2 separate regions of the Homo sapiens genome follow, and region 1 is linked to region 2. The links are chromatin loops, found by intact Hi-C in ENCODE. Cell type or tissue: mammary epithelial cell. All regions are shown on one strand. Each heading gives the region's core, and the rest is flanking DNA. Links, peaks and the distances in the headings are about the cores only.

Region 1 (12,436 bases), core at 2,073-10,072, 460 kb after region 2:
AGGTTGAGGCTGCTGTGAGCTGTGATCACACCTCTGCACTCCAGCCTGGGCAACAATGAGATTCTGTCTTAAAAGTAAATAAAGTAACTAATTAATTAACTATCATTGCTAGTTTTAAGCAATAGGATCAGGCTGATTTTTTTTAATACTTTTCACAAATTAACATGTTTTCCATAATAGCAAATATATTATTTGAGAATAGGGGGAAGAAATCACATCTTATTTTAAAATTGTCTGGCACAGAGAGATGAGAGGACTTCTGAGCAAAGGTGTCATGTGTATCTCATCTTCTATTTAACAAGTGCCTTTGTTCAAATCATCAGAGGCCATGAAAAACTGGGAAACATTTTCTTTCTTTCTTTCTTTCTTTCTCTCTTTCTTTCTTTCTTTCTTTCTTTCTTTCTTTCTTTCTTTCTTTCTTTCTTTCTTTCTTTTTTTTTTCAGATGGAGGCTCACTCTGTCGCCGAGGCTGGAGTGCAGTGGTACAATCTCAGCTCACTACAACCTCCGCCTCCTGGGTTTCAGTGATTCTCCTGCCTCAGCCTCCTGAGTAACTGGTATTACAGGCATGCACCACCACGCCTGGCTAATTTTTGTATTTTTAGTAGAGACAGGGTTTTGCCATGTTGGCCAGGCTGGTCTCGAACACCTGACCTCAGGTGATCCGCCCACCTCAGCCTCCCAAAGTGCTAGGATTACAGGTGTGAGCCATGCACCCGACCGGGAAACATTTCTTAAAGAGGTCACAGTCTTTGTCATAATGTGGCACACTCTGTAACTTTAATATGCACAAATTTCTTGATTCCCAATAAGGAAAATATGAAAAAAGTTAATAAATATGCAAAACAGTCATCTGCATAATGTCATAGGTTGCTATCTACTGAATTTACAAAATTATATATAAATTCACTGACAGCTTCTATTCACTCTTAATTGAGACCTTGCAAATTAAAATTTTATCCTAGGACACAATACTTGTCCGTGCTGATTAATTATAGCTAATAACATTACTTTGTAACCGTATTCCACCACTTTAATTCTCTCTCTAAATTCACAAAAAAAATTTATAAACTTTGAAACTAAACTCATTTATTTTCCAAATTTTGGAAATATGTTCATAAGTGACATGAAGCAAAAGTCTGAGCTCATCAAGGAAGTCAAAATGTTCCAATTCTAGGAATTCAGGTGACAGCTATGTAAACCATTAATTTACAATCCCATTCCCTCCAGGTGTCCGTGAGAAGTTCTATAAAATAGCATGAATGTTTCCAGAAACTCAAGACCTGCTCCTCATTTGCTAGGCAAGAACTACTATAGCAGTAAAGCAGAAAATCTGGTTTTGAAATGATTATGGTAGTGACTAAACAATTCCACATGCTATAAGAATCCCGTTTGATATTAGATGTTACCAAATTTAGTTTCAAGTTAAAGATGATTTTCCTTCATGGTTCTTTTTACTCTGCTCTATCCCAATATTTAATCTCCTCCCAGTGATTCTGTGATCTGGGTCTGAGAAAAGATACATAATTTCATTAATTATGATTTTTAAACTGAACATTGCTATGTGTTCAGCTATTTTTCAAAGCAAAACAACATTTAGAGATCAAATTAAGATCACCAAATTAGTGATCTTCACTTTTTGCCAAAGATGGCAAACTCTCTCCACATCTCCTTGGTTTTTTGTTTGTTCGTTTTTTTTCCCTGAGTCACTCTCTGTTCCCCAGGCTGGATTGCAGTGGCGCCATCTTGGCTCACTGTAGCCTGGACCTCCTGGGCCCAATCAATTTTCGCGCCTCAGCCACCTCAGTAGCTGGAACTACAGGCGCGTGCCGCCATACCCACGTAATTTTTGTATTTTTAGTAGAGATGATTTCACCAGGTTGGCCAGACTGGTCTCGAACTCCTGGCCTCAAGTCATCCACCAGCCTCGGCCTCCCAAAGTGCTGGGATTATAGGTGTAAGCCACCATACCTGGCCCACATCTCCTTATTTTTGATCAAGTAGAAAGTGCTAAAGCATCACGATTATGGCTTCAAATTGTCATTACTTCTAGTAATGCCATTTTCATGGGTAGGTGTGTGCATTTCACTTACCCTCCTTCACAAGTGTTCATCTATGACCAAAGAGTTGGACTTGATTTTTGGCTAGATTTGTCTAATATGTGGACAGTTTGTTAGTCAATCTGTATATTGGTATTATCCTTCCTGGAATAATAGAAGTAAGGCTCAATCTCAGGGATGTTTTGAGGACCAACGATGTCAGTAAGAACATCTAAATCTGGCCTGAAAGAGGTAAACAGTTATTGCCAGTGTACCCTATGTAGACTTCACCATGAAATAATTTTGTGCCTTCTTTTTCAGACAATATATGTTCCTCAGAAGTTATCCAGTCAAAAGCCGCTGCAGAGCAAATTATTTTTCCTTTTACTCTCTTATCAATTAAATATTTCTTCCAAGCGGCAAAAAGCACAAGATCACATCTAGGAAAGCAGTTAACCTCTAAAAAATGGGGATATAAACTATTGTGTGTGTGTGCCTATAAATGCTCACTTTCTTAAAAAACAGTTAAGAAATAGTTTTATTAATCTGGAGAAGAAAAAGCTGAGAAGCAATGCCACTCTTAGCTTTCTTGAGAAAGGATCTTGACATGCGGGGGAAGGAAGAGGTAGATAGCCTCTTATTCCATTACTAGGTAGATCTACAGCTAGCTACAAAGGCTGCCTCCCAAGAGTCAAATTTTAGCTATATGTGAGGAAGAACTTTCTAACATCTACAACTACACAATCATGTAATGCTCTGTTTGGGAAAATGATAAGACTCCGCTGGAGTGTTCAGTCAAAGCCAAATAGCCATCTTAAAGCTGTGGTAGAAGACATGGGGAAGAATCTAGAGCTTCTCACTCAAAACAAGGGAAGATGCAAAGTGCCTGGCAAAAGTTGGTAGGCTTCCTTCATGTAATGATAGCCCAAAAATAGGACACGCTAAACCAAATGTGAGGTGAGTGAAGTAGAACTGAAATCCATCCCTCCTCTCTACCACCAATATTCCTTTGTAAACAATACAAAGCCCATATTTTTGTGACTCAAACATTTTCTGGATGCTTTATTTGGAAGGATCCTGGATAAAGAAGCATGAATATGAGTAAGCCAAAAGCAATCAAAGCACCTGATGTTTACATTGTGGAGTAACACATTTTCAAGGAAGAAACTCATCAGTTAAGATTCCTTGTGATTTGTAATTTGTGACAATTCAAACACAGCTTTGTCTATGTCGCTACAGTTTATTTTCCCATTATCTATAGAAAATAGATCAATAAAATTAATGTAAACAAGAATGAATGTAGCCGGTGTTTCAATTTACTTGAGAACAAATTGTTTTCAAACACATTTACAACAACCCAAATGCATACAAACAGTGTGTTAATTGTAAATGAGTCTTATCTATCCATTCAACTAGCTCTAGCAGGGTGTTTATCTGCAGTGTCTCAGTAGCCCCCTTACTATTACTTTATATTATACATCACTGAAAACAATAAAACTGCATTTTCTCTTAAAATGCCTAAGGAGGGTGTATTTCTTCTGTAATATAAACATATTTTTTGATTAAAATTATTCAAAAGAAAATTAACAGACTCACCTGAAGACATATTCAAATATTTCTAATTGTGCTACTTTTGTAATAGGAGCACAGAATGGGTTATTAATCAACCTCATCAAGTTATAAAATAAATCTAAATTCTGTATACAAGTGTATGTGAGAGTGGGAGTGTGTGAATATATGTATACATGTGTGTTTTTGTGTGTGTACCTAACAGGACGGCTGTGTTGTCATTCATTTGCCAAATATTAATCAAATCCCTTTGTATGTTAAGCACTTCAAGGTATTTGGATACTCCATTGAAAACAAACCAACGAAACAAAAATTCCAGTACTTAAAGAATTTATATTCTAATTGGAGGAGACAGACAGTAAACAATAATCATAATTAACAGGTAAGTGCTTTTGAATGTGGAAAATGAAGAGGTTAGGAGTCTGGTTGGGGACAGGTTCGAACTGTAAAATGTGTGGGCCAGGTAGACTTAATTAAGAAGGCAGCATTTGAACAAAGATGGAAAGATGGTAAGAAATTCTATCGTCTGCATATTTGGAGAACGAGCAGTCCAGGAAGAGCACATAGGCAATGCAAAGACCCTAGTGTATTCAAGACATAACAAGAAAGCTAGTTTCTTAGTTTGAATGAATAAAAGGAGAACAGGAGGAAACAAGGTCAGAAGTAAAGGGGTCAGATGATATAGGGCCCTGGAGATGGTGGTAGGATATTGGCTTTTCTCTGAAATAGATGGGTGAAGAGCCTGACTATCAGGCTGGAAATCAGCACATGAATAAGCGATAATCATTTAGTTATTATTATTATTATCATCAAATATTCTATAGGGTCTCCAAGGCGGGATCATTACCCTACTTAACATAAGTAAGTGGAAATGAAATTTTTGTGACTTGCCCGAATTTGAAATGTCAGCTATCGGCAAAACCAAAGTCATAGCCTGATTTCTTATAATGCGCTTTCTTTAGGTGGTAATATAAATAGTTTCCCATCTTCTCAATAATATGACAAGTCGTTTGTCTTAGAGTATGTGTGAAGTGAGAACAGGCCTCATGGATGGCTGGAGTGGCATCTCAGGAAACTGCAAGCAATTCAGATTCCAAGTGGGATGGGAGGCACTAGGTTTCCATAAAATGCTCATACACTTGCTTTCAGAGAAACATGAAGGGATAATTTTCACAGTTCCCCCACTAAGGCTGTGCCTGTAAGCATATCCTCCCACTTGTGGATTTATTTGCCTTGGTGCACTGTGATGTCTGAGGCCTAACTGAATTGTCTGTAAGGTAGTTCTGTACTCAGAGTAGACTACAGGGGGAGCTCATCCTACTAATTTATGGCTTGTCTCATGCACAACCTGCAAAGGATGTTCTTCTAAGGGTCTACATCCCTATGGAGCAGATGTTTCCTCAAGAACACTCACTCCCAGCTGAGCTTTCCTCAAATAACCTTGCTCCTTGGACCTGAAAGACAGCTCTAGTCCCTCATTGTACATGTGACAAGCCCAAGCATGCCTGCTCTGCCATATAGTATCTATCATGATGCTAGTCCTGAAATTACACAAAGGCAATTACAGGGGGACAATGTCTCATCTCTGAGATGGAATCTGCAAAGATATAGGACTCCTCCCCAACCAGGTGGCAGTCAATGCCAGTGAATCCGACTACAGCAGCTGCCAGCTTAACAAAAAAACAAACAAACAAACAAACAAAGAAAAAAAAAGAAAAAAAAAACAGTGATATCTCTCTTTCTTTCATATTGGCAAACAACCCCTGTCATCTCCTCCTAGCTTTCTGATAGCCCACTTAATGGGTCAAATTAGTTGGCTCTTGCTAAGTCTTCTAGTAAAAAATTATTCTTTGCCACTTGTTTTCAGAGTTGCTTTAAGAGGCCCATAGGGGCAGGCAAGTCAGAAAATGAGAACTCTTTAACAAACAAGGGCAAACCTCCCTGTCCCTGATGTAGAGGAAAAGACCTACAGGCTATTAAAAGGACCTCCCTCTGATTAATAAGAGTATTGACCTCTGGTCTAAATCAATTTTTGTGGAAGAAAGAAAATGGACTCTTGGAGAGGTAGGACAGAGTGGTAAAGCACTTAAAAAAAAATAAATAGCAGTCATTTCCCTTCTGCATACACTGTGTACACTGGCATGCTACCCTTCCTAGTGATCTGCAGAGATTCTGACCTGGGGTTTTCCATTCTATTGCACTCGCTGTTGCCACCTGCTGGTGACATATCATGATTGACATACATACATAGTTGGGGGAGGAATTTTTATGGGAAGCACAAATTGCAAACTTAAGGCCACATCAATAGTCTTTATTCCCTGGGGACTCAGTCTTTCTGGAGATGGGAAAATATGTGTCCAGAAAGCAAAAGAAGAGGATGCTACTTATACTTTCCCTTCAAGAAGTTCAATATGTTTCAGTCCTATTATTCCACCAACACAAGAGATTCCTTTACTATCTTTCTATGGGGCAAGTTGGGCATGTATCCTCGTGACCACTACAGATGTGCTATCTTAATCGTGTATGTTGAAGACTAAATGTTTTCAGTGTAATAGAACTTGACCTCAAATAGAAGATTGCTTTTAGTTTCCCTTAAGCAAACACGGAAGGCAAAAGAGAAACCCCCCTGCCTGTTTCAAGGTGCCTGGAGCTGAGAGGTTGCAGCACATCCCATCATTTATGAAAGAGCTCTCAGAAGTATACAGCCCTACGTTCCCAGAAAACCTCAAGGTAAGCAAGTTGTTTGAAGTAAAGCAAGTCTATTTTTTAAAGGCCCATGTCGAGCTGTAATTTGCTGAGGAATAAGAAATGAAAATACGTTTCCTTAGATTTCTCCACACTCATAAATAGCCAATACCATAGTGCATGTTTCCTTGGAAATTCAGACACATTCAAAGCCACGGTGCATAGCTATACATGTTTAACTTGTAAATTTATTGTGATAGAATAGGAAGGTTTAAAATGAAAATACACCAAGTATCAGGAAGTTCAAGAGTTAAAGTCCCCACAGCAACCTTAACACACACTCTCAGTGTATAAATGTCACATCATAAAGAAGTTTAAGAAATTTTCTTCAGTAGTAATGTCCAGTATTGAATATTCCCAGTATGGACAACTTAACACCTATATGTATTCCCATTATGTGTTCTAATTTTTAAAGGGAATTGTGTTTTAATGTAGATATTCATATTTCATTCATTCATTTCATTCATTCATGCCCTGGGTCTTGTCTCTTCTCAATAAATTTTATTTAGGTTATCCCATCCAGTTCCACAGCTTTAAATGCTACCTATATTTGAGATATTCTCTCTCTCTCTCTTTTTTTATTTTAGAAGCAGAGTCTGACTTTGTAGCCCAGGGTAGAGTGTAGTGGTGCGATCACAGCTCACTGCAGCCCCGAACTTCCGGGCTGAAGCAATTCTTCCACCTCAGCCTCCCTAGTAATTAGGACAACAAGCAGTTGCCACCACACCTATTTATTTTTATTTTTATTTTTTGTAGAGACAGGGTGTTGCAATACTTTCCAGGCTGGCCTTGAACTCCTAGCCTCAAGCAATCTGCCTCACTTGGATGCCAAAAGTGCTACGATTACAGGCATGAGCCTCTACACCTGGCCCTAGTGATTATTAAATCCATTTCTCCATTCCTAATTTATCCCCATAATTTTGGAATCATAGCCAATTGCCAACTGTCATCTCTATTGAAAAAAGGGTCTACTTCTGGGGCCACTTGTGTAGCTGTTGGCAGGCCTCCATTTCTTGCTGGCTGTTGATCCTTGCCACACAGGCCTCTCCTTAAGGTAGCTCAAAACTTAGGAGCTTGTTTCTTTCAGAGCAAGAGATCCAAGAAAGAGAGAGACCAAGATGGAAGTCATAGCCTTTATAACCTAGTCTCAGAAGCAGCAGACCATCACTTCTGCTGTACTCTATTGGTTACATTGAGACTAACCCTGGTAAAATGCAGAAGACTTCCAAAGGGTGTAAATACCAAAAGGAGAGAATCACTGAGGGCAAATATGGAAGTTAGCTATCATAGAATCATAGCTCCAGTCTTCACCCTCTATTGCCTGGATACCTGAAATTGCCTTCTATTCCATCTTTCTGCTTCTCTCCTTGCCATCTATTAACCACTCAGCAGCCAGAACTATCTTTTTTAAAACATAAATTATTCTTGTACTTAAAACCTACAATGGCTCCCCATTGCACTTAAAATAAGATCCAATCTCTTAATCTGGTTCCTGCCCAGCTGTCAACCTCATGTTCCCTCACTGCCAACACTGTGGGTATACTTCTGTTCCTCCAGCAAACCAGATTGTGTTCATTTTCCTTTGAAAGATTTAGGTCACAGCTTAAATATGAAGTCTAGAAGAACGAGCCCAAACTATCCCCTCAAAAGTATTCACTCAGCCACTACCATACCCAATTGTCATTTCTGCCCCATTCCCTCTACCCTTCACCACAAACACAAGTGTACTTCATACCTGCTAATAGAATCCTGATGTGTCCAAGAGCAGGTAAAGAGACCTTGATCTTGGGGAATGTGGCCTCCTCTTAGCCACAGGAGATGATTCATGATTGCTCTATATAACAGGCAAGGTAATCCTTTGCTCTTTGTCAACAAAGCAAAAGGATCTAGAAATCTCCTGAAGTCCTCTACTGACCAGTGAGAGGTGAGAGGTTGTCTGTTAGGGGCTGTTCTTCCAAGGGAAAAAAAATAGCAAGTCTAATGAGGAGAGTGTGTCTTGCCCCTCCCACTGCCTTTCTGAATGTGACTCTACTATGAAGAAGTAATGCCTGGAGCTGCAGCAGCCATCTTGTGACTATGAAATAAGCAGCATGATGATGAAAAACCAACATACTAAGAATAGTTAAACTGGAAAATATAAAGAGCTCAGGACTTTTATCTTTGAGCCACTACACCAAATCCTCTTCCACCAACCTCTAGACTCCTTGGCATGTAAAATAATTACATATGTTAATCACTTAAGACCATTGGTCAGAGTCTTCTGTTACACACAGCTGAAAGTATTCCTAATTAGTACAAATACCTGATGACAAAGAACAAGCAGAATTACTGCAGCCTATAATGTTCTTGCTAAAGCAGGAATATTCAACCCATCAGCAACTCCTTTACTTCCTTTTATTCTTGACTTGTAGAGGCAGGATCTTAGAAAGCTGCTCATCTTAGTGACCATGGCATCCATGCCTAAGGTACAACTTGCCCCTTGGTTATCTTTTGACAGCTGTACCTTGCAGAGCACTCATTGAAGAAAATTTAGATGCCTTTACTATTATTCACCCAGGAGGAGTATTTTTAAACCTTCTGAAACTTACTGACTACCTGGCATGACAAGAAGGGCCTGTGCCTTGAAGTTGGAATTTAATGCAATGGTTGGTTATTCAGCTTTATGACAGCTTTTCCTATTCCTTACCACCAGTCTTGATCAATATTCAATTTCCGTATAGTGTCTTGCACATTCAACTGGTCTCCCTATTTGCACACTTCCTCTACACACCCCGGACTTGTCTCCCCCTAATAGTCAGGGTAAGCCCTCTACAATGTAAGTCAGATTACATCACTCCTCTGCCCTGATCTTCTCAGGATTTCACATGTCAGGGTTAAAGCTGAAGTCCTTACAATGGCTTACAAAGTTCTCTAAACTATTGCCCCCCTTTTTACTCTGATCTCATTGCTTATGACTCTTCCACCTGCTTGCTTCTCTTGGATAAATTAGCCTCCTTTCTGTTTTTCAAAGAAGTCAAGTATTCTCCTACCTCAGGCCTTTTGCACATGCTGATTCCTCTGCTTGAAAAACTTTCTCCAGCTACCTGCATGACTTGTACATCATGTTATGTCTCTACAGAAACATGATATTACAGATGAGACTTCTGTTGCACATCATATATAAAACAGCAACAGCTCCACCCCTACACACATAGCACCTCCTCTGCAGCCTTTTAATTTTGGCTTTTTTTTTTTTTTCCAAAAAAACACTTATTACAACTGATACAGTTTCAATATTTGTTCCCACTAAACCTAACGTGAAAACGTGACTCCCCACAGTTAGAGGTGGGGCCTGCTGGGAGGTGTTTGGCTTATCGGGGAAGATCCCTCATAAGTAGCTTGGTGCCCCTCCCACAGTAATCGAGGGTTACTCACTCTGTTCGTTACAATGAGATCTGATCACTAAAAAGCATCCTGGTACCTCATCCCCTCTCTTGTGCTCCCTCTCTTGCCATGAGTTGTCTGGTCCTGCTTTGCCTTCCACTACGACTGAAAGTTTGCTGAGCTCACCAGAAGCAGATGCTGGCACCATGCTTCCTGTATAACCTGCAGAACCATGAGCCAAATAAACTTCTTCTCATTATAAATCTCCCAGCCTCAGGTATTCCTTTATAGCAATGCAAAACGGACTAACACTACAACCTGATTCAGTATCAGTTATTTTTCTATTTGTTTATTGACTGTTGTCTTCCTCCCATTGTCACATAAGCTCCTTAAGAACAAGGACTTCGCTTGTTTTGTTCAATGTGTTTACAGAATTTAAGAAGCATGCACACCATGCAACAGGTACTACATGAATATTTGTTCAATGAGTAAACAAATGAGTAACTTTATCATGGATAGTGAATTCACGTCACTGCTCTCTGACTCAGTGTCCTCATTTATAAAGCAAAAGAATAAAAGTTAAGAGATCTCCATGTTTTTTCCTTGTTCTCTTATTCCACATAAATCAGAGCAAAGGCTGGATTCTAGCTCGAGAACCAAGGGAATGAGCATCGGTCCAGAACCAAAATGGGTTGTCTAGGCCTTCCACCCGCTGAGTTTCTGGGTGGCCCCAGAACACTTAACTGTGTCCTTTAAGTTCTCCACCTATAAAACAAGGTTAACATTTACCTACCGCACAGGGAAGTAGGAAGCATTAATTAATGCCTGTAAAATACCCTGGTATTTCTCAATTAAAAGATTCAATTAGAGTAAATTGTTACTATTAGATAAATTAAAATGATAATTCATACATGAAGCCCAGCTTTAAAAAATAAGAAACCATCATGTACATTGTAAAACAATCTACAAAAAGCTCTACCCAAAAGAAAAGAAAAAGAGTTTTTCTAAGTTTTCATCATCTAACAAGTAACTCAGTTTCAAAGAAGTTGCATGCCAACTTTTACTAACCTAGAATGTTCCCTGGTTGTCAAATCTAGTTCTGTATATGTGACTGAGATTACAGGTCAAAAGTTAGCATTAAAGAGAAAAAGAAGTACATTTTAGCACATTGCCTGCTTTATGTATCTTACCCTTAAAGACCAAAAGAAAAATAGATATTTCATTTTTACTTATTTATTTGAGACAGGGTCTTGCTCTGTTGCTCCAGCTGAAGTGTAGTGGTGCAATCATGGCTTACTGCAGCCTTGAACTTCTGGGCTCAAACAATCCTTCTGCCTCCGCCTCCTGAGTAGCTAGGTTTACGGGTATATGCCACTGAACCCAGCTAATTTTTTATTTTTATTTTTTTTGTAGAGATGGGATCTGTCTATGTTGCTCAGCCTAATCTTGAACTCCTGGCCTCAGGCGATCCTCCCACCTTGGCCTCGCAAAGTGCTAGGATTACAGCATGAGGCACCACGCCTGACCAAAGACACATATTTTAAAGCACAAAATATTACAAAGAAAGCACTAAAATTGCTAGTATTTGTAAAGACAACCAAGATTATTCAAGAAAAAGAATACAGAGAGCTATATTTTAAAATACTAACACTATGAAATAGAACTGAAGCTTTATTAACAGAGCATCCTTTGTCAAGCTAAGACTCTTTATTTAAATAACCTCATTAAAATAAACTTTAAATCATTTTAAAATTCATTCTGCCCAAAGAAAAGGCTTGCCCACATCTTGGCTGCATTTTCAGCAAACTTTTTCAAAACAATTTTTTTTAGTACTATCATGAAAGACAAGGTCATGGCAATGCATCTCCTTCCTTCCCTCTCTCCCTTCATACTCCCTTTCTTTTTTCTTTCAAGAAGGTCCTTGGTCATGAAGGTCCTTAAAGAGGATCTACTTGGCTTGTCTTCTAGAGGAAACCTGGGAGGCTGCTTCTTGAGGACCCAACTGGCCTCCTGGGATGATGGGGTCGATTGGTGATGCCCAGAGAAGACTAAGTTTAGGAGTCAGAACACACAAGGGTGTGTCTGCTCAACAGGTAAAGAAAGGTGATTTGAGTGGAGAGCTAAACCAATTCACTTCTGTTTTCTTTAGACTCTACCCCCTTCCCGCCCAATCTCCAGTTAACCCACTCTTGAGTCACTAAGGATGACACATGTAAAGACTTTTCTAAGTAGCAAAAAAGCCTATGTAAACCTTCAAAATCATTATCACCTGCCAGATCTCCTTTTGGGGAGTGAATTTCATTGGTACCAGATTCAAATTATGGTTTCTCCTCCCAGAAAACAGCACATAAAAATGGAATTTTATGTACAATTTCAGGAGATTTAAAATACCTCTAAGAATCATAGGCTGGGTGCAGTTGCTCACACCTGTAATCCCAGCACTTTGGGAGGCTGAGGTGGGAGGATCACTTGAGATCAGGAGTTCAAGATGAGCCTGGCCAACATGGTGAAATCCCATCTCTACCAAAAAATAAAAAAATAAAAATTTAGCTGGGCACGGTGGTGCACGCCTGTAATCCCAGCTACTTGGGAGGCTGAGGCACGAGAATCACTTAAACCCGGGAGGCGGAGGTTACAGTGAGTGGAGATTGTGCCACTACACTCCAGCCTGGGCGACAGAGACCCTGTCTCAAAAAAGAAAGAAATCATGAATCCCAGAC
Region 2 (12,436 bases), core at 1,539-9,538:
CTCCCAAGGATTGCAAACCCTGATTCCTATAAGAAGGTAATTTGTTTGGGTAGTAGTCCTGTTAATGACAAGAGCCAATAAGCAGATTGCATTGTCACCAGGCATGGCTGTAGTCCATTTCCAAACATAGAACAAAAAGACTAGCACTAGTAGTCCCAGACCCTCTAGGTCTTAACCCTCAGTATGGCATGCTGGCTTCATAACTTCCTCCTCATATCTGCAATTTCTCATTTTTTTTAAATTTCTTGACCCTTTCCATGAAATGTATTACCATCTCAGTTATCTTAAAGAGAGAATAAAAGAACAGTGTCATTTTTTGCTCTCCAAGTGTTTGGAAAAAAGTAATACACACTGTCTGTCCCTATGTCTTTACCATCCACTCTCCCCTAATTCCTTAGAATCTGACTTCTGGTTCCACTTCTCTACTCACACTTTTTTTGCTGTTGTCTAAATCTGTGTCATTCAATGTAGTAGCCACAAACCACAGGGTGCTGTTATTGAGCACTTGTGGTTCTTTAGTATTGAGATATGCTGTAAGTATGAAATACACACTGGATTTCAAAGTACAGAATCAAGAATGCAAAACATAAATTTGTATATTTATTACATGTTAAATGATAATATTTTTATATAAAGGGTTAAATAAAATACATTTTAAACTTTATCTGTTTCTTTTTAATGTGACTACTACTAGGATATTTAAAATTGTATGCATGGCTCACGTATCAGAAAATGCTTATATATTAATGGTCTTTTCTCAGCCATTTGTTTGTTTTCCCTGCAGCAGTTAAGGATGTTAATTGCCCCCACCTCCCACCTCTTTCTTGAAATTCTCTTCCTGTGTATTTCACTCATACCTCCTCCACCCCCATGCAGACAGCTCATTGGGCTCCTCTGTCTCAGTGAAACACTCTCCTCCTATTTCTACCTGCCAAACCAACCAAAATGCTGCCTCTTCTATGAAAGCCTTTCCTCTTTACCCCACACCACAATGTGGAAGAATTTGCTCCAATTCTTTACCACTGAAGGGAACATATTCTAGCACTCAGCACTTTAAAGCTATTAGTATTTGCATGTGTGAGTTAGTTTATGAAACTGACAGATCTTGGAGGGCAGGAGCCAAATCTGATTACCAGCCTCTAGGAAATGATTAATCAAGAAGGCAAATAAAGAAGAAGATAAAATACAGAAAGGAAAAAAAGGAAATAGCATACTTATATTTTTTGCATTATTCTCCTTTTTAACAACGTATTTATTTTAACTGTCACATAATATGTGACAAGGGGTATATATGTATGGGGTACATAGTGATATTGTGATATATACAATGTATAATGATCAGGTCAGGGTAATTCATGTATGTGTCAACTCAAACATTATCATTTCTTTGTGTTGAGACCATTCAATAACCTGTCTACCAGCTATTTGAAAATATCCCTCTTTGTATTCATTCTCTCTCTGTCTCTCTCTTTCTCTAACCCAGGGGTCCCCAACCTCTGGTTTGTGGGCTGTTAGGAACTGGGCAGTACACAGGAGGTGAGTAGTGGGCAAGCAAGCACTACCACCTGAGCTCCACCTCCTGTCAGATCAGAATGGCATTAGATTCTTATAGGAGCACAGACCCTATTATGAACTCTACATGCAAAGGATCCAGGTTGCGTACTCCTTACGGGAATCTAATGCCTGTTAATCTGAGGTGGAACAGTTTCATCCCCAAACCCTATCCCCCTCCACACCCCATCTCGTGGAAAAATTGTCTTTCACAAAACTGGTCCATGGTGCCAAAAGTCTGGGCTGCTGTTGCTCTAACCACGTATATACCTACATCTATATCTAACTGTCTATACTGATTGTAGATACAGAGATAGGTAGGTAGGTACGATAAAGAGGTTGAGCTTTCCTAATCTAAAAATCCAAAATCAGAAATTCTCCCAAATTCAAAACCTTTCGAACACCGACATAATGTCACAAGTAGAAAACTCCATACCTGACCCCATGTGACATGTGGCAGTCAAAATGCAAGTGCGCACAGTTTATTCAGCATCCGCATGGGGGAAATAGAACCCTCCTACCCAACTTCAGTTTTGGTGTATTTTCTCTGTACATGCCCAGATTCCCTCATGCAGGCTTTCCCACAAATGATAATAAAATGGCGTGTGTGCAGTGGGACACACCAAGGGCAGTTTCCCATGATGCCCCATCAGGCCAGGACCTTTGCCAAAAGTGATGAGCAGAAGTTAATTAAAAAATAGAAAAAAAATACTGCATAAACCTGAAAAAGAAGATCTTGATTGTGTATTGAAAGAATGGATCCATCAGCACTGCAGTGAACTCAAGTTACTTAATAGTATGCTGACTATGAAACAAGCAAAGATCTATCACAGTAAACTGAAAATTAAATGGAACTATAAGAATTCAGCCTGCTGGCTGGAGAAATTTGAAAAACATCATTGATACCGACAGAAGGCAGCCAAGCATCCCCCGGTGAAAGCCTGCCTTCAAGCCTTAAACAGCCTGAAGGCTGAAAAACCAGACTGCCAGTCCCAGATGAAGCTCGCCCTTTTCTCAACTTATTCTTTCTCAATAATGCCCACCTGCACACCGGGACGATGGGGTGGAGTCTTGGGAAGTTTGTGCCATTTGCAGGGAGGAGGAGTCTGACCTCTGCTGTTCCTGGATGGTGACCCGGGATTCAATCTGTGACATGGGGGCCTGTTAACAGAAACCCTTCTCACTTTGCTGAGCTTTTTGGTTTTTCTTTTCCTTTTTCACCCAATAAACACCGTTCCCCCTCACCCTTCCAAAAGTGTCTGTGTGCCTAAGTCTTCCTGATTGTGTGACAAGAACCCATTTTTTTCTACAGCAACATGGCATTACATTTTTAAAGCTCTGGGTGATAAGCATCTGCTGATCATAAAGCAGCAGAGAAACTCATTGATGAGTTTGCTAAAGTCATTACTGATGAAAATCTGACTCCAGAACACATCTATAATGCTACTAAAACGTAACTGTTTTGGCCTTGTTGCCCCCAGAAGACACTGACTACAGCTGATGAGACAGCTCCTACAGGAATTAAGGATGCCAAGGACAGAATAACTGTGCTAAGATGTGCTAAGGCAGCGGGCACACCTAAGTGTAACCCTGCTGTGATAGGCAGAAGCTTGCATCCTCACTGTTTTCAAGGAGTGAATTTTTTAACAGTGCAATATTATGCTAACAAAAAAGCATGCATCCCCAGGGACATCTTTTCTGATTACTTTCATAAACATTTGGTACCAGCAGCTTGAGCTCACTGTAGGAAGGCACCAAATTCTCAAAGATTACGTTTATGCCATATACTTTCCTCCAAATGTGACTTTGTGGATTCAGCTACATGACCAGGGCATCCTCAGATCAAAGAAAAGTCAATATAAAAACACGTTCTTGAAAAGCACGCCAGCAGCAGAGAACAGAGGTATGGGCGTGAAAGGTTTTGAAAAGTTTAGGATGCCATAGGTGCTGTTGCCAATGCTTGGAAGATGGTGACTAAAGGCACAGTTGTGCATGCCTGGCACAATCTCTGGCTTATGACTATGTTTTGTGATGATGACAAAGTGGTGACTTTGAAGGATTCCAAAAGTCAGATGAGAAGAAAAATGTCAGATCTCCTTACATATGCAAAAATTGTATCTTCAGAATCTGTCAATAGGGTGGAACAGGTGGATAACAAAGAAGTTCTTAACATCAATAATGAGGCTCCGGTTGTTCATTCATTAGTCAGTAGTGAAAAAGCCAAAATGGCTCTGAGTCTAGATGATTGTGATAATAGTAACAATGAAAATGACTTTGTTAACACTACAGAAAAAGTGCTTATACATGACATGCTGAAAATATGTGATGGGTTTATCGAAGGACTAGAGCAGCGTATGTTCGTAGCTGATAGCAGAACAAGAAATCACTTCAGTTTATAAAATGAAAGAGAGACTTCTAAGGCAAAAAAATAGTTACTAATGACACAGATGACACTACAGTTAACATTTTAACAAGCCATTTAGAAGAATGTCCCCTCATCTCCAGAGGACCTACTTCCCGGTCCTTCAACTGCTTCTAATGTTTCTTCTCACCTAAAGAGACAAAATACAGGGTTCAGTAACCTTTTAATCGAAACACAGCACCGCAGGTAAAGACTGAAAGCCTGCTGGTGTTTGTTGTTGCTGTTGTTTAATAGCTCATACAGGCATCTGGTGATGCTACCGTGCTGCTTAGCTACTTTGAACACATTATTTTTTTCATTGTATTAATGGTATGTTATATTACTGTTAAGTACTTATGCCTGAATAAGTATAAGAAAATAATTGCTTCTCGGTGGCATACAAAATCAAAGTCAGGAATGATGGTGATGCCAAACAACCATAGATTGTCCTCAAGTGTGGCCAAGATAGTGGCACCTTTGCTTTATGATGGTTCAATGTACCCAAACTTTGTTTCACACACAAAACTGTTGAAAATGTGTAAGACTGCCTTTTGGTTATGTGTAAAAAGTACATATGAAACATATATGAATTGCATGTTTAGAGTTAAGTTTCATCCCTAAGATATCTTTTTAGAGTTAGGTTTCATCCCTAAGATATCTTATTACGTATATGCAAATATTTTAAAATCTGAAATTCAAAACACTTCTGGTCTCAAGCATTTCGGATAAGGAATGCTCAACCAATAGATAGGTAGGTAGGTAGGTAGACAGTTAGGGAAGGAGGGAGAGAGGGAGGGAGGGACGGAGGGAGGGAGAAAGGGAGGGAGGGAGGGAGGGATGGATGATAGATAGATAGATAGATAGATAGACAGACAGACAGACAGGAATATCTCAAGATTAGGGCTATGATGAGATGAAGTGAGACACCTGGAAGGAAACATTTAAGGAGGTGTTCTTAGGGGATATAAAGGGATCTAACTCAGTATATCTATGCTTCTATCATCTCTGCCATTTACTAGCTATATTTTCATCCCTAGGTAAGGTACTTAACCTCTCTGTGTCCTCAATTGAAGAGCAATAGTACCCAGCTGATAGTGTTGCTATAAGGATTAAATGAATTATTACACATAAAGTACCAAAAACATTACATAGTAATGTTATCAATAAGTTTCAGTATTAATTATTATTAATATATAATATTTCATTTACTTAAACTTGCAATGTTTTAAGTTGAAGTACCTGGGATTATGTGGTCTAAAGTTTTGCGAGTTTAGAAATAATGAGTTTTCATGTAAATGTGTTTATGCCACGTCTGTCCTTGCAATAGTGAAAATTGAATTAGACACATTTTAAATATAGAAAAATAATAAGCCTAGTTCAAATATTTTATAAACGATAAAATCAAACTGAAAAAATCTAATTATTTCCATCTGCACTTATTTCAAATATTATTTGTAATATATGCTATAGATTTTTAAACTCTGATCAAATATTGCCAGACCTCACAAGAGCCTAAGTGCTGACCTTTAATTTTAAATGTGTTTTTTTCACGTGTGTGGGAAGAATTGGGCAGAAAAATGAACTTTCAGCTCTTGTGGAGGGCAGTGGGGTCCACCAACTTTATTTTTACTGTTAAAATCTGTGTAAAAATAACATTATTATGACACAGTGAAATCCCCTACAATATGTTGAAATGACTAAGAAAAGAAAATAAAAGTAGGAAAACTTTAAGTGGGTTTGATTTTGGAAGCCAAATATTTTTAGAAAAATGTAATGAAACTTGCTTATTACTTTTACTTTCAACATTTTGCTACATCAAATGTTTATCTTTCAAAGACCTGGTTTAGAACACACACCTACACACACATGCACACATACACACACACAGATAGGGTATTTCTTCTCTCTCCGTTTCATGACTTTAACATTTCCCTTTCCTGGTCCTGGGGAGGATATTAGAAGGGATAAGCCCTAACATTAAAACAAACACATAAATAAACTACCAATGGGAAAAATACCACCTCGTTTCTTTAAGGATTTAACCTAACCAAAATTGGGCTTCCCTGGGGTCTGCTTTGCTCTGTTAGACCCGTTCAGCAGGAAATGGCACATGCTGAAACTTCGGAGTATCACACACTAACTGGTGATTGCTGATGTTGGGCCCTAAAGAAAAACAGTTAGGAGATGAAATTCCCCATAGCCCCCTGTAACCAGACTCCTTGAACATTGTCCCTAAACCATTAAAGTTACTGTGGCAAAGGTGTCATGCCTTGTCCAGTAGTGCTGAGCTTCTATGTTTGATGCATGAACACCTATAGGCAGAGTTTGTCTACCTAAGGCTTAAGCCATGGCATTCAAAGAATGGTGTTCATATTTAAGTAATAAAAACACTCACCAGTTATTACTGACTAATCTCACCCAATGAGCTGAAAGAATGCCTGGTGCTTGGGAGTAGGTTGTTATAGCGGCCGTGGTGCGAAAGCCAGGACATACATAATTAATATCTACCGCTTTCCCGAAGACTCTTGTTCTCAAGTAAGCTATGTCCTCAGTCATCAGCAGATGGCGCTGTTCCCTGAGGCTCAGAGCTCTTCAAATCGGCCTGTCTCAATATTGGATTGTACTTCCCAAGGCTTAGAGTGTAGGAGGCTAGAAATCACTTTCTCGAAACACTGGCTAGAGTTATTTGCCATGAAGAATTCACCAGGCAGTCTAGTTAACAGAAAGCAGAGAAGTCCTGATAAAGCTATGCTATGGAAAGCTCATCTTGTTGAAACTGGCTCTTTGGCTCTATGTTTTTAATATTGTTCTAAAATATAAATTTTGCTTTTCAGCCAGACTGTTCTTTCATGCAGTCTTGTGTGACCGCCACTGAGAAGGCAAACCAAACTTATTCTTCCAAGAAGGTCTGAGATGAACAGACTTCTGGTGTAACACACACATCAGTAGTGACCCTTCTTGCTAATGGAAGAACAGAGTTTGGGGGATTTTTAACCACCTATTCCACAATATGAGGCAGGATGTGATCCAACTTCCCATCAGAAAACACTTGGGGAGGTATTTTTAAATGACAGATTTCCAAGCCTTACCTCAAACCTGCTACATCCAAAACTCTAGGGGTGTGACTGGAAACTGTTCGGTTTTTGTTTGTTTGTTTAATCTCTTCAAATCGATTCTGATGCAGCTGGGCCATTATTTGGCAGACTGAGAACATCCAAACTATATAACCCGTCCCAATAATATATTGAAGAATTCTATGATTTAAAAAAAAACGTGCAAGAAGCATGAATACTTTAGTTTTCAGAGACTCAAAAGACAGTATTATTCCTGGGACTACCTCATGAGAACTTGCTTTTATGAGTGAGCATGAATGTTCATGCTGAAAAGCCATTTATCTCAATAAAGTCAAGGAAGTTTTTAGTTTTCACAAAAGAAATCTGGGAGTAAAAAACTACAATGTTGAGTTATTCTTTTCTATGTGTTCTTTGAGCTTTCTATTCAATATTTGTTGATAATCAACTATATGTTAAGCATTCAAATAATGAGATCAAGCCTCCACCCTCAAAGAGAATACGTAGGGCAGATTGAACAGGAAAAGGTAAGCAACACTACAAATAAGAAACTATAATACAGGACAGACATAATCAAATGTAATAAAGAAACACAACAAGAAAATGAAGATTAAAAAATAATGATGAATGCTCATGTAGGGCAATTTTGGTTTCTTCCTAGCAGAGGTGACATATTTTTAAGAAGAAATTATGAATAGGATGTCATTTGCTTTTAAAAAAATCATTCTTAATGGGTACCATTTTCCTTAGAAGAGCCATAAAAAGTAGCTCCTGGACCACTAGGAACTTTAGATAAGCCCCTCCCAGTGCTATGGCCAGCTTCTCCACTCTCCCTGGCCCACCAGCTCCTCATCTACCATCCTACCTGTGAACCTTTTCTAGAAAGAAGAAATGTGCCAAAATTCAGACTTTCTGGCCTTCTTATATACTTCTGATTTTGTGAGGACCTGAAATACTGCTTTGGATAGGAGGAACCACAATAGGCCAGTTTTAGTTACCTAATTTCATGTAATAGAATTTAATAATTATGTATTTATTAACATTTGAGTGTGTCAGGTCATTCTAAATCTATGAATAATTTAACAAAATGGGCCCTGCACATGTACTGTCAGTTGCAGGAATTGCACTAAGTTTGGAAATGTTCCTTCACTTTTTCCAGGGTCTGGACTACCTCTGATGATGTTTATGTTCTTTATCCTTTTGTGAATGGGTTCTTTCTTTTTTTCGTTTTAATACACAAGCCAGGATGTTACAGATTAGTCTCTTAGAGGACTTGTTCTTCTAGATTATGAAACACTTAACATTAAGTTTTATTTTGGATTGCCACTCCAACACAATCAGAGGAAAAGAACTACATGAGAATGTCAAACTCTAACTGGTAATGTTGTTTACCAGACGGTATGTTAAAAATTATGGAACCATTATAGACACACACTGGATTTGAACAATTGAGTAGATGTATGGAAGATGGTGAGAACTAGGTTCCTCACTGTTAGAGTAGAAGGTTGTATACAACCCAGGTGAAGAGAAGGCTAATACGATCCAGGTGGCATAGACGGCCAAGCGTGGTGGCTCCCGTCTGTAATCCCCACAATTTGTGAAGCCGAGGCATGTGGATCACTTGAGCCCAGGAGTTTGAGACCAGCCTGAGAAACATAGGGAAGATCCTGTCTCTATTAAAAAAAAAAAAAAATTAGCCAGGTGTGGTAGCACACATCTGTGGTCCCAGCTACTGAGGAGGCAGAGGTGGGAGAATTGCTTGAGGCTGCAGTGAGCTGTGATTGCACCATTAAATACATATACACACACATATGTGGAAAGGAAGGAAATATGTGTATTAATCCATGAATATACACTTATCTGCACACATACACACACACACACACACACACACGTGTGTGTGTCCAATGAGAGAGCCTAGAAATAAATGATGCCCCAGAAGCAGCAAACACACCTATCCCCCAGATGTTAGTTTTGAATACAATTTTCCAAGAAAAGGAACCAGGGGACTTTTTGGAGAAATGAATGATTTTACAGAAGAAATGAATCATTTAGACGAGCTAAATGAGCATATCAAACCACCTGCAAGTCCCTTATGACATTACGAAAGCAACCTCAATATAGTATAGTAGTTCTCAAATGTTAGCAGGCCTCAGAATCACTTAGAGGGCTTGTGAAAACCACTCTTCTCTCCCCATTTCTGACTAAGTAGGTTTGGAGATGGAATCTGAGAATTTACATTTCTAATGAGCTTCCAAGTGAAGATGACACTGCTTGTTCAGGGATCATACTTTAAGCATTACTGCCTTTCCAGAATCGTAACAAGATATTGTGAATTACTAAAATAAATACCATCTTCCACTTACATGTTTCTGTCCTGCTTCACATGGTCTAAGTTCTTTCAAAAAGCTAGCTAGAAAGCAGATTTAGAAAATAAATGGTGAGAGACAGTGTGAATAGGAAGGATTCAGTGAGGTAGTTTAATATTTCATACTCTCATTTATTTATTTTTTATCCATTCAATCACCTATTTATCCAACATGGGCTATGTTCCAATTGGGGGTTATAGATATATAGTGAAGGGTGCACCTAACTCAGCAAGAGGTGAATAGGAAAGACTTTAGAAAAGAAATTGATTTAAACTGAATTTTAGTTGGCAAGAAAGACAGCCAGACAGATTGGGGGGTGGGGAGGGGGTAGAGTGAACGGGCAAAGGGAGCAGTTTGTGCAAATTCACAAAGCAAGAGAGAACATTGGCATAGCTGAATAACTGCAAGGAATTAACTAGATTAACAAAATATGCCCAGGGCCGTACCAAAACTCAGATCTGAATGAGGATTTCCCTTGTCAACAAATTTGGCTTTTAGGTGGTCCCAATTAACCATCTCTCTTGTCTTCATCTATCTATCTAAATCCTGTTTTTCTTTATGGACTGAATTTAATCTTATCTAATCCAGAGTTCTTTAATAGTGGCTCAACCTAAAGTAATCTGCTGTTTTTGCTGCTGTGTCCAAGAACTAAACAGTTCCCATTTCCTGTCATGACAGGTTAGTTCATGATTGTTTGTGTTCATGTGTTATTTCCCATAATTCTTTGCACCTCCCGATCTCCCATAGTACTCCAGTCCAATGTCTTTAACTTTGGAATAGCCAAAGATATTTGTTAATTTACCCCAATTTATCACTCTTATATTAGAAAACTGATAGAATTTATGCCAATAATGTTGTTTCACATATAAATAAAGGACATCAAATCAATTATACAAGCACAATGACCATACACGCACGATTGTAGGTTTAAATATTGTGACAGTATGTCGTAAATTTTAAGACAGTGTTCATTCTTGCATTTCTGGTTATTATAGCTTTCACATTCCTAAGTATCAAAATACTGAAAACAGTAGACCGAATTCATTTTCATTGAATAGAATTGATTATCTATGTTAAAAAAAAAAAACCCTCAGTTTTAGGAATATGAAAAAGAACAGTCTTAAAATCTACTTGAAAATAAGGAAACTTAAACAACCAATTCTAAAACAGCAGGTATGAAGAATTCTAGGAAATTGAGAAAAAAAATTTAAAGTGGTGAAAATAAGAGAAGTACAAGATATGGTAGGAGGAAAAGACAGGGCCAAAAGAGACTAGCAATTGATTAATATTTAAATAAAATGTGATATATGCATACAATGTGATATATTATTCTGCAATGAAAACTAGCAAAATACTTATACATGCTATAACATAAATGAACCTTTAAAACATCATGCTGAATGAAAGAAGACCATGTATTCAAAGATTCCATTTATATGAAATGCCAGTAATAGGAAAATCTATAGAGACATAAAATAAAATAATGGATGCCTATGCCTAGGGATGAGATGAGGGAAATTGACCATGGTTGAGGCCTAAAGGAAATAGAGTTTCTGATGAGGGAAACTGGGCATGGTTGACACCTAAAGGAAATACAGCTTCTTCCGAGGCTGATAAGACTGTTCTAAAATTGATTGTAGCTGCACAGTTTTGTGAATATACTAAAACCCACTGATTTTTTACACTCTAATGGGTGAAATTCATGATATGTGAATTACATATAATTAAGCCTTTACAAATTAAAAATAAAGAAAATTAGCAAGACAGTTTTGAGCCTTATTTTAAAAGATTATTAATGTTGGATCAAAAACTTTACCCATTAGAGACTGAGCATAAAAAGGACCGTCATCTGCAGATGTAAGTTTTAGAAAGATAATGTTGGTGGCAGTGTGCTACATGAAGTAGAGATGGGTAACAGGACACGATGACTCTAATGAAGACCAATTGAATCAGGACTTGGATGGCTGGGGCAAAAATGTGGTCGTCGCATAATGGGCATTGGGAAGTAAAATTGACAAGACTTTTATTGAATATGGGGTGACAAAGAGAGATTGGTGGGGAGGGAAATTTGAAGAGCCAATTTCATGTGGTAAATGGTGGTTTCTAATAGACCAATATAGGTGATTTGAGGAGAGGAGTGAAAAAAGTAAAAAATTAATAGTCAACTTTTGATAAACTGAGTTTGCAACTTTATAAATATGTTCATGTCAAAATGTCCAAGTGGCTACTGAAACTGTTTCCACGGAGAAGAAAGGTAAAAACCATTAAACACTATGTGGAAAAACCAAGACATTGAAGATTTCCAGAGAGTTCTAATATTTGAGATTGTTACAGGTGAATAAAAGAATTATATTGACAGGCAGGGCACGGTGGCTCATGCCTATAATCCCAGCACTTTTGGAGGCCGAGGTGGGTGGATCGCTTGATGCCAAGAGTTCAAAACCATCCTGGGGAACATGGAAAACCCCATCTCTACAAAAAGATACAAAAATTAGCTAGGCGTGGCGGTATGTGCCTGTGGTCCCAGCTACTCTGGAGGCTGAGGCATGAGAATCACTTGAACCTGGGAGGAAGGGATTGCAGTGAGCTGAGATCACACCACTGCACTCCAGCCTGGGTGACAGAGCAAGACTCTGTCAAAAAAAAAAAAAAAATTTGACAATGAATTTACAATGAATATTTTTAAAAGGAGGAAAATAAAAGCCAAGGGAAGTGGAATTCAAGAGAGAAAGAAAGCTGATCGGCAGCATAGGCAAGAAAAATATTCTGTAAAGCTGCTGGTGAGTTCTTGGAGAGGAAATTCAACAGCGTTCTGTGGATGAGGACAAAACTGCAAGGAGAAATGGAAAAGGGGATGAAGTACAGGTATCGTTTACTGTTTGAGGAACATATGGTTTACACAGAAGCACACAAGGAACAAAGCCAAGGGAACATAGCACTGGAACACAAGAAAGACTACTTAGGGACATGTCAAAATCAGTTTTGATTTATTCCAGCTTTGGAACCCAGGTAAAACAGAACAAGGGCCTCTAAAATTTTTTCAA

What was found. A loop is a pair of places that touch in the nucleus more often than their neighbours do. Peaks named below come from ENCODE experiments on the same cell type or tissue, not always from the same donor. Only the 100,000 strongest peaks of a DNase experiment are listed, where the experiment ranks them.
Region 1: it touches region 2 in a loop (10-fold over the local background); 32 of 110 quality-filtered maps call a loop at or near these places.

The regions. Positions count from the first base shown.
Region 1 is chr20:6,822,380-6,834,815 of GRCh38, reverse strand. No RefSeq gene overlaps it. Among named protein-coding and RNA genes, the nearest start is that of BMP2, 61 kb to the right of the region's middle. In mammary epithelial cell, for the core only: CTCF peaks have their summits at 4,907 and 5,806 (motif pointing left); DNase peaks (open chromatin) are centred at 5,095 and 5,805; H3K27ac peaks cover 445 bases.
Region 2 is chr20:7,280,190-7,292,625 of GRCh38, reverse strand. No RefSeq gene overlaps it. Among named protein-coding and RNA genes, the nearest start is that of LINC01751, 21 kb to the left of the region's middle. In mammary epithelial cell, for the core only: a CTCF peak has its summit at 6,511 (motif pointing right); a DNase peak (open chromatin) is centred at 6,505.